Regions from separate parts of the Mus musculus genome. Here region 2 is linked to region 1. Evidence: chromatin loops called from intact Hi-C (ENCODE). Cell type or tissue: heart. All regions are shown on one strand. Links, peaks and the distances in the headings refer to the core of each region. The heading gives the core; the rest is flanking DNA.

Region 1 (2,915 bases), core at 172-2,671:
AGCTTTCTTTGGCAGATTTCCCATAGCTCTGACATCTCTAAAAACTCAGGGTATGCAAGGTAACTCAAACATTACAACTTTTTGTTCCAATGTGTGAGATCCACACACGATCTTCTGGGCTTCTCCAAAGGTCTGGGCATCACTTCTCCAGCTCTGCCCTCTGTAGCACTCTAAGCTCTGGTTGATCCACTCCACTGCTGCTGCTGTTCTTGGTGATAATCCCACAGTACTGGCATCTTCAGTACACAGGGGTCTTCTGCTGCAACTAAGTTTCACCAAAAGCCTCTCATAGGTTCTCTTCATGCTGCCAGCCTTCCACTTCTTTGCATGACCTCTTCAGCCCTGGACCATTAACTGCGACTGAGGCTACACCTTCACCAATGGCCCCCCTGGCCTCTCACCATGGAAGCCTCAGCTGCTCTTCATGACCCCTTCATGCCGTCAAAACCAGTGACACCTGGGTAATTCTTATACAATACCAAGTCCAGCTGCAGGCTGAGGAACAATCTTGGATATCTCTGAAACACAGCTTCTTTGTGCTCTCAGAAAACACTACCCAGATTTCACCTCAATGATGCTGGTCTGTTCTTAACCACCACTAATTTCTTAGCTCCAGCTAACCACCATCAATAGTCCCAGTAGTCCCTTCTATTCTTGACTCTAAAACCAGAGCCACATGGCTGAAGTTGCTGAGTTCTGCTACTTGCTGGAGCTGAAACACAGACCCTCCCACCCACCCCCACTTGTTCTATTACAGCTTTCTGTTTTCCAGCTTTGTCACAGCCTAAGCCTGGCTGTCCTGGAACTTGCTCTGTAGACTGACCTTGAACTCAGAAATCTGCTTACCTCCTTCTCCTGGGATTAAAGGCATGCACCACCATGCTGGGACCTAAGCTTGTCATGGACACTATTCCTCAGGATCCAGATCAAAATGTGTCCTCTGTTTCTGGAGTGTAGTTCACTCCAGATAAAAGTCCAATTGAATATTATAACTAAGCAAAAACAACATCTAACATGATATAACTATTCATTGTTCAATGGCAAAGACATAAACAATAAGCTTACCCGGGTGGGATCTTGCCCTGAAGTCACCACTGCCTTAGTCTGTTTATCTCCTCAAACACAGGACTTAGCTCCATTGCACTTCCTGGTTTGCTTTTATTACATACACCATACATGTTGCATTTTTTCCTTTCTAAGCTTGCTACACTCAATCAGACTGCACTTCATGAGCATAAACCAGAGTCTATGTTGTTCTTTTCTGAGACTTCCTTTGTCCATGCAATTAGCCAAAATCTCTTTACCTTCGATTTAGTCAGATTCTTAAGATAAGGGCAAAAAGCAGCAACATACCATAAGGACAAGCTCCAGAGTTCAAATTGTCCTCAGCACCTATGGCTTCCATATTCCTACTGGGATGGCCCATTAAGTCCCACTTAAAGCATTCCATGGCATTCCACATCCAAAGCCCCCAAATCCACATTGTACCAAACAAAAACAAAGTCAGGCTTAGCACAGCAATGCCCTACCTCTGGTACTGAAAGACCCCCGAAGGGAGACCCTCACTCAAGTCTTGGGATAATAGCAGACCCCCAAGAACTCAGGAGAGACCAAGCTTGATGTAAACCACAGGATCCAGAGCTCTGGGGACCACTGGTGTCCCATGCAGGGGTAGAGGAGTCGACCCCAAGGGGAAAGGGGTCCCAGTTTTTATAGGCCCTCAGGGGGGAACGGAGAAGGAGGGAGTAGGGGATTTCCAGATCTAAACAATGTCTATTCTCAAAACATGGGTTTGGGAGGGGTACAAGGAAAGAGTCTGGTTCAGGTGTAGCAACTCCGGATTGGCCTGGCTGTGGTTGCTGGGGAGATTTTCTGACTCTTTCTCAACAACCAATATCACAAACACTGGCAATGGGCTTCATCAGTGGGTACACACATGGGTTCAAGGAATGGTCAAAACATTGGCAGACACACAGGTTCAAGGAGCGGCCAGAGCATTGCACACCTCTATTTTTCTAAATCAGTGAAGCTAATTCTGCTAACAATGAAATCTATTTTGCCAATTTCAGGGCTTCTGTGAACTTTTACATCCTGTCAGGATCTTTCAGTACCAACGTCTTTCTTATTTAGGGTTTCCACTGCTGTAAAGAGACACCATAACCAAGGCAACTCTTATAAAGGACAGCATTTAATTCAAACTGGTTTCCTGGTTCTGAGGTTCAGTCCATTAACATCATGGCAAGTCCCATGGCAGCATCCAGGCAGCCATGGTGCTGGAGAAGCAGAGAGTTCTACATCTTGTTCTGAAGGCAAAAAGAACAGCGCTTTCCAGGGAGCTAGGAGAAGGGTCTCAAAGCCCCACTCCCAATATGACACACTTCCTCTAGTAAGGTCACACCTCTTAAGAGTGTCACTTCATGGCCTAAGCATATTCAAACCACCACACATGGATTAGACACAATAGAAAATATTTATTGTGCCAGCCAGCAACTACAACAGTGTTCAGAATCCCAGCGTAGGCTGGCACTTTTCTCAGGTTGAACTGTTAACCCCCCAAACCATATTCTGGGTTGACACAATTCAATTAAGGAGAACACTTAACCAGAAATGGTATTATAGAAGACAAAGGGCAGGTTACATCTAGATAATTTCTCAGAACTACGGACTTTGAAGGACTAGGTCTTTGTTTTTGTTTTTGTATGTGGTGCTGTGTATATGCTGAGATTTATGGCCTAATGGTACTTCCAACATGGAGTCAGCTGTGCTAAGATCTGAGGGCCTACCAAGGACTAGAAGCCTATTATACTGAGAGACTGTGATACTTAGTGGTTCAAGGTTCAGAGCAGGGAATCCTGAAAGGAGAACCCATGAAAGCAGATGTTCAGATGCTGTGTATGCCATGCCAGGCAGCATCA
Region 2 (2,915 bases), core at 116-2,615, 140 kb after region 1:
CACCTATAGGGTTGCAGACCCCTTTAGCTCCTTGGGTACTTTCTCTAGCTCCTCCATTGGGGGCCCTGTGATCCATCCAATAGCTGACTGTGAGCATCCACTTCTGTGTTTGCTAGGCCCTGGCATAGTCTCAGAAGAGACAGCTATATATGGGTCCTTTCAACAAAATCTTGCTAGTGTATGCAATGGTGTCAGCGTTTGGAAGCTGATTATGGGATGGATCCCCAGATATGGCAGTCTCTAGATGGTCCATCCTTTTGTCACAGCTCCAAACTTTGTCTCTGTAACTCCTTCCATGGGTGTTTTGTTCCCAATTCTAAGAAGGGGCAAAGTGTCCACACTTTGGTCTTCGTTGTTCTTGAGTTTCATGCATTTAGCAAATTGTATCTTATATCTTGGGTATCCTAAGTTTCTGGGCTAATATCCACTTATCAGTGAGTACATATTGTGTGAGTTCCTTTGTGATTGGGTTACCTCACTCAGGATGATGCCCTCTAGGTCCATCCATTTGCCTAGGAATTTCATAAATTTATTCTTTTTAATAGCTGAGTAGTATTCCATTGTATAAATGTACCACATTTTCTGTATCCATTCCTCTGTTGAGGGGCATCTGGGTTCTTTCCAGCTTCTGGCTATTATAAATAAGGCTGCTATGAACATAGAAGAGCATGTGTCCTTCTTACCGGTTGGAACATCTTCTGGATATATGCCCAGGAGAGGTATTTCGGGATCCTCCAGTAGTACTATGTCCAATTTTCTGAGGAACCGCCAGACTGATTTCCAGAGTGGTTGTACAAGCTTGCAATTCCACCAACAATGGAGGAGTGTTCCTCTTTCTTCACATCCTCGCCAGCATCTGCTGTCACCTGAATTTTTGATCTTAGCCATTCTGACTGGTGTGAGGTGGAATCTCAGGGTTGTTTTGATTTGCATTTCCCTGATGATTAAGGATGTTGAACATTTTTTCAGGTGCTTCTCAGCCATTCGGTATTCCTTGAACCAGTTTAAACAACATGCTAACACAGTGAACCTATACGCAGGCACGCACACAGTTCCCGATCACACTTAGCTCCATACAGCTGTGTATTTCAAAGTTCATTACACACATTTCCAAAAGTTTTTGTGTCCTAACAGTTTTTGCCTCTAGGTGGCGCAGCACCCATGTGTGCTGTGGACTCTGTTTCGGTGCTATGATGGCTGTTAGGACAGACCAACTGAGAAGGTAAGGCCAGCCTCTAATCTGGGCCACACCTGCTGGAAGCTTACATAAAGACTGGAAGAAGGAAGCTTTTGCTCTTGCCGGCTTGCCGCACCTCACTAGCAAGTCCGTTTCTACAATGGCACTAGGATTCCAGAGTGTACTAAAAACCAGCTGAGACATCCAGCCCTGTGGACTGAGCAGCTACGGGAGTCTCCAACCTGCCATGCGTAGACAGCCTTTGTTGGACTAGCTAAACCAGAGTCTGTGAGTCATTCTAATTCATGAATCTATATTAACTCTATATACAGAGATTCTATATACAGAGAGAGGCGCCTTCTGTAAGCTCTGTTGCTCTAGAGAACCCTGATGAGGACAGATGGTCAGTTCCCCCTACCCCACTCTGGCCTTACAAGCGAGCTAGTCTGAGCTTCGCCTCAGACCCCTGCACAAGGTTTCCTCTGCTCACTCTGCTGCCTGCTTGAGATATGGATGTGTGGCCCCACCTGGGCATCCGACAGGCCTGGCAGGGTGTTGTGACTGTCCTATAAAACTCCACATCCTGCAACCTGACAGCTACAGCAGAGATGTGCCCCAAGAGCAGGATCAATAGACATCTTCCCAACATGTAAATTCTTTGGCCACTGGGTGAGCTTTAAAGTGCATCTTTGTATTTATATGATTTTCTTTTTTTTACTGATGAGATGACTCCACCCCTGTCCCCTAAAGTCCCAAGTCCCTGTTAGCAGCATTGAACAGGAGTCTGGGCCTCAGGAGCTGACTTTGGTTTCCCTTTGGGGAGGGGACTTCAGAACACATGCCATGTCTCAGACTCTGACCTGTTCTTCCGTTTCTTAAAAGATTCTCTTCCTATCATCTTTTGACTTCATGTGAGTATGGGAAAGCTTGAGCGAGGGGGTGGGGGTCGGGGGACACGGCTGCTATCCTGGCACTTGGGTGGTGCAGGCCTAAGATTAGGAGTTCAAGATTCTCTCAACCTACACAGTGCGTGTGAGGCCAGACGAGGCTACATGGACACTTGGAGAGCTTTGGCAAGAAAAGGGAGTTATGGGTTAGAAGGGTGGAGAGTGGTTCTGAGACTGAGTCACCACTGTCTTCAGCTCTCACCATAGCAACACGTACATTCATTCTCCGTTTAGTCAGGTCCCAGGAGGAGGGGCTGGCGCCTTTTCCCTATACTGCTAACCGCAGTTTCTTTCCTTCTTCCTTAGCTCCCAAGGCAATCTCAGTGCAGTTTCTGTTTCTGTTTTTATGAGGTCCACCCCTCTGCAAAATCACCTGATCACTGGTGAGAACAAGGAGTGAACACTCTCACACACGGCCTGTGTTTAGATGTGAACGTCCTTTAACCCAGTTATCTACTTATACAAATAGCATAAGGTTAATCTCAAATGCAGGCACTGACAGGAATGAGGACATTCTCTGCATTAGTATTTACATATGATAAGGTCCAGGAGTCATGGAGACAAGCAGGAGTCCAGGGCAGCCCACGGCCCGGCAGGGACCAGGCAGGACTCCAGGGTCTGATGGGACAAGGATATCACAGAAGCAAGGAGGGTGTGGTCCCTGGGAAGCCACAGGTGACCCCAGTGAATTTGCTAAGCTGAGAACCTGGTACTTGGCACAAGGCAGCGCTGTGGATACAGAAGAGCCGTTTATAGCACACACACTACACCACACACGTGTGATACAAACA

What was found. Hi-C counts contacts between places; a loop is a spot of excess contacts. Peaks named below come from ENCODE experiments on the same cell type or tissue, not always from the same donor. Only the 100,000 strongest peaks of a DNase experiment are listed, where the experiment ranks them.
Region 2: it touches region 1 in a loop (2.4-fold over the local background); 2 of 42 quality-filtered maps call a loop at or near these places.

What each region holds. Positions count from the first base shown.
Region 1 is chr15:77,533,673-77,536,587 of GRCm38, reverse strand. No RefSeq gene overlaps it. Among named protein-coding and RNA genes, the nearest start is that of Apol7c, 1.8 kb to the right of the region's middle. In heart, for the core only: no CTCF peak of the experiment used is centred there; no DNase peak of the experiment used is centred there.
Region 2 is chr15:77,397,488-77,400,402 of GRCm38, reverse strand. It overlaps Apol7a (apolipoprotein L 7a), which reads left to right and starts at 1,293. Exons shown (of 5, transcript NM_001164640.1): 1 at 1,293-1,465. In heart, for the core only: a CTCF peak has its summit at 1,133 (motif pointing right); no DNase peak of the experiment used is centred there.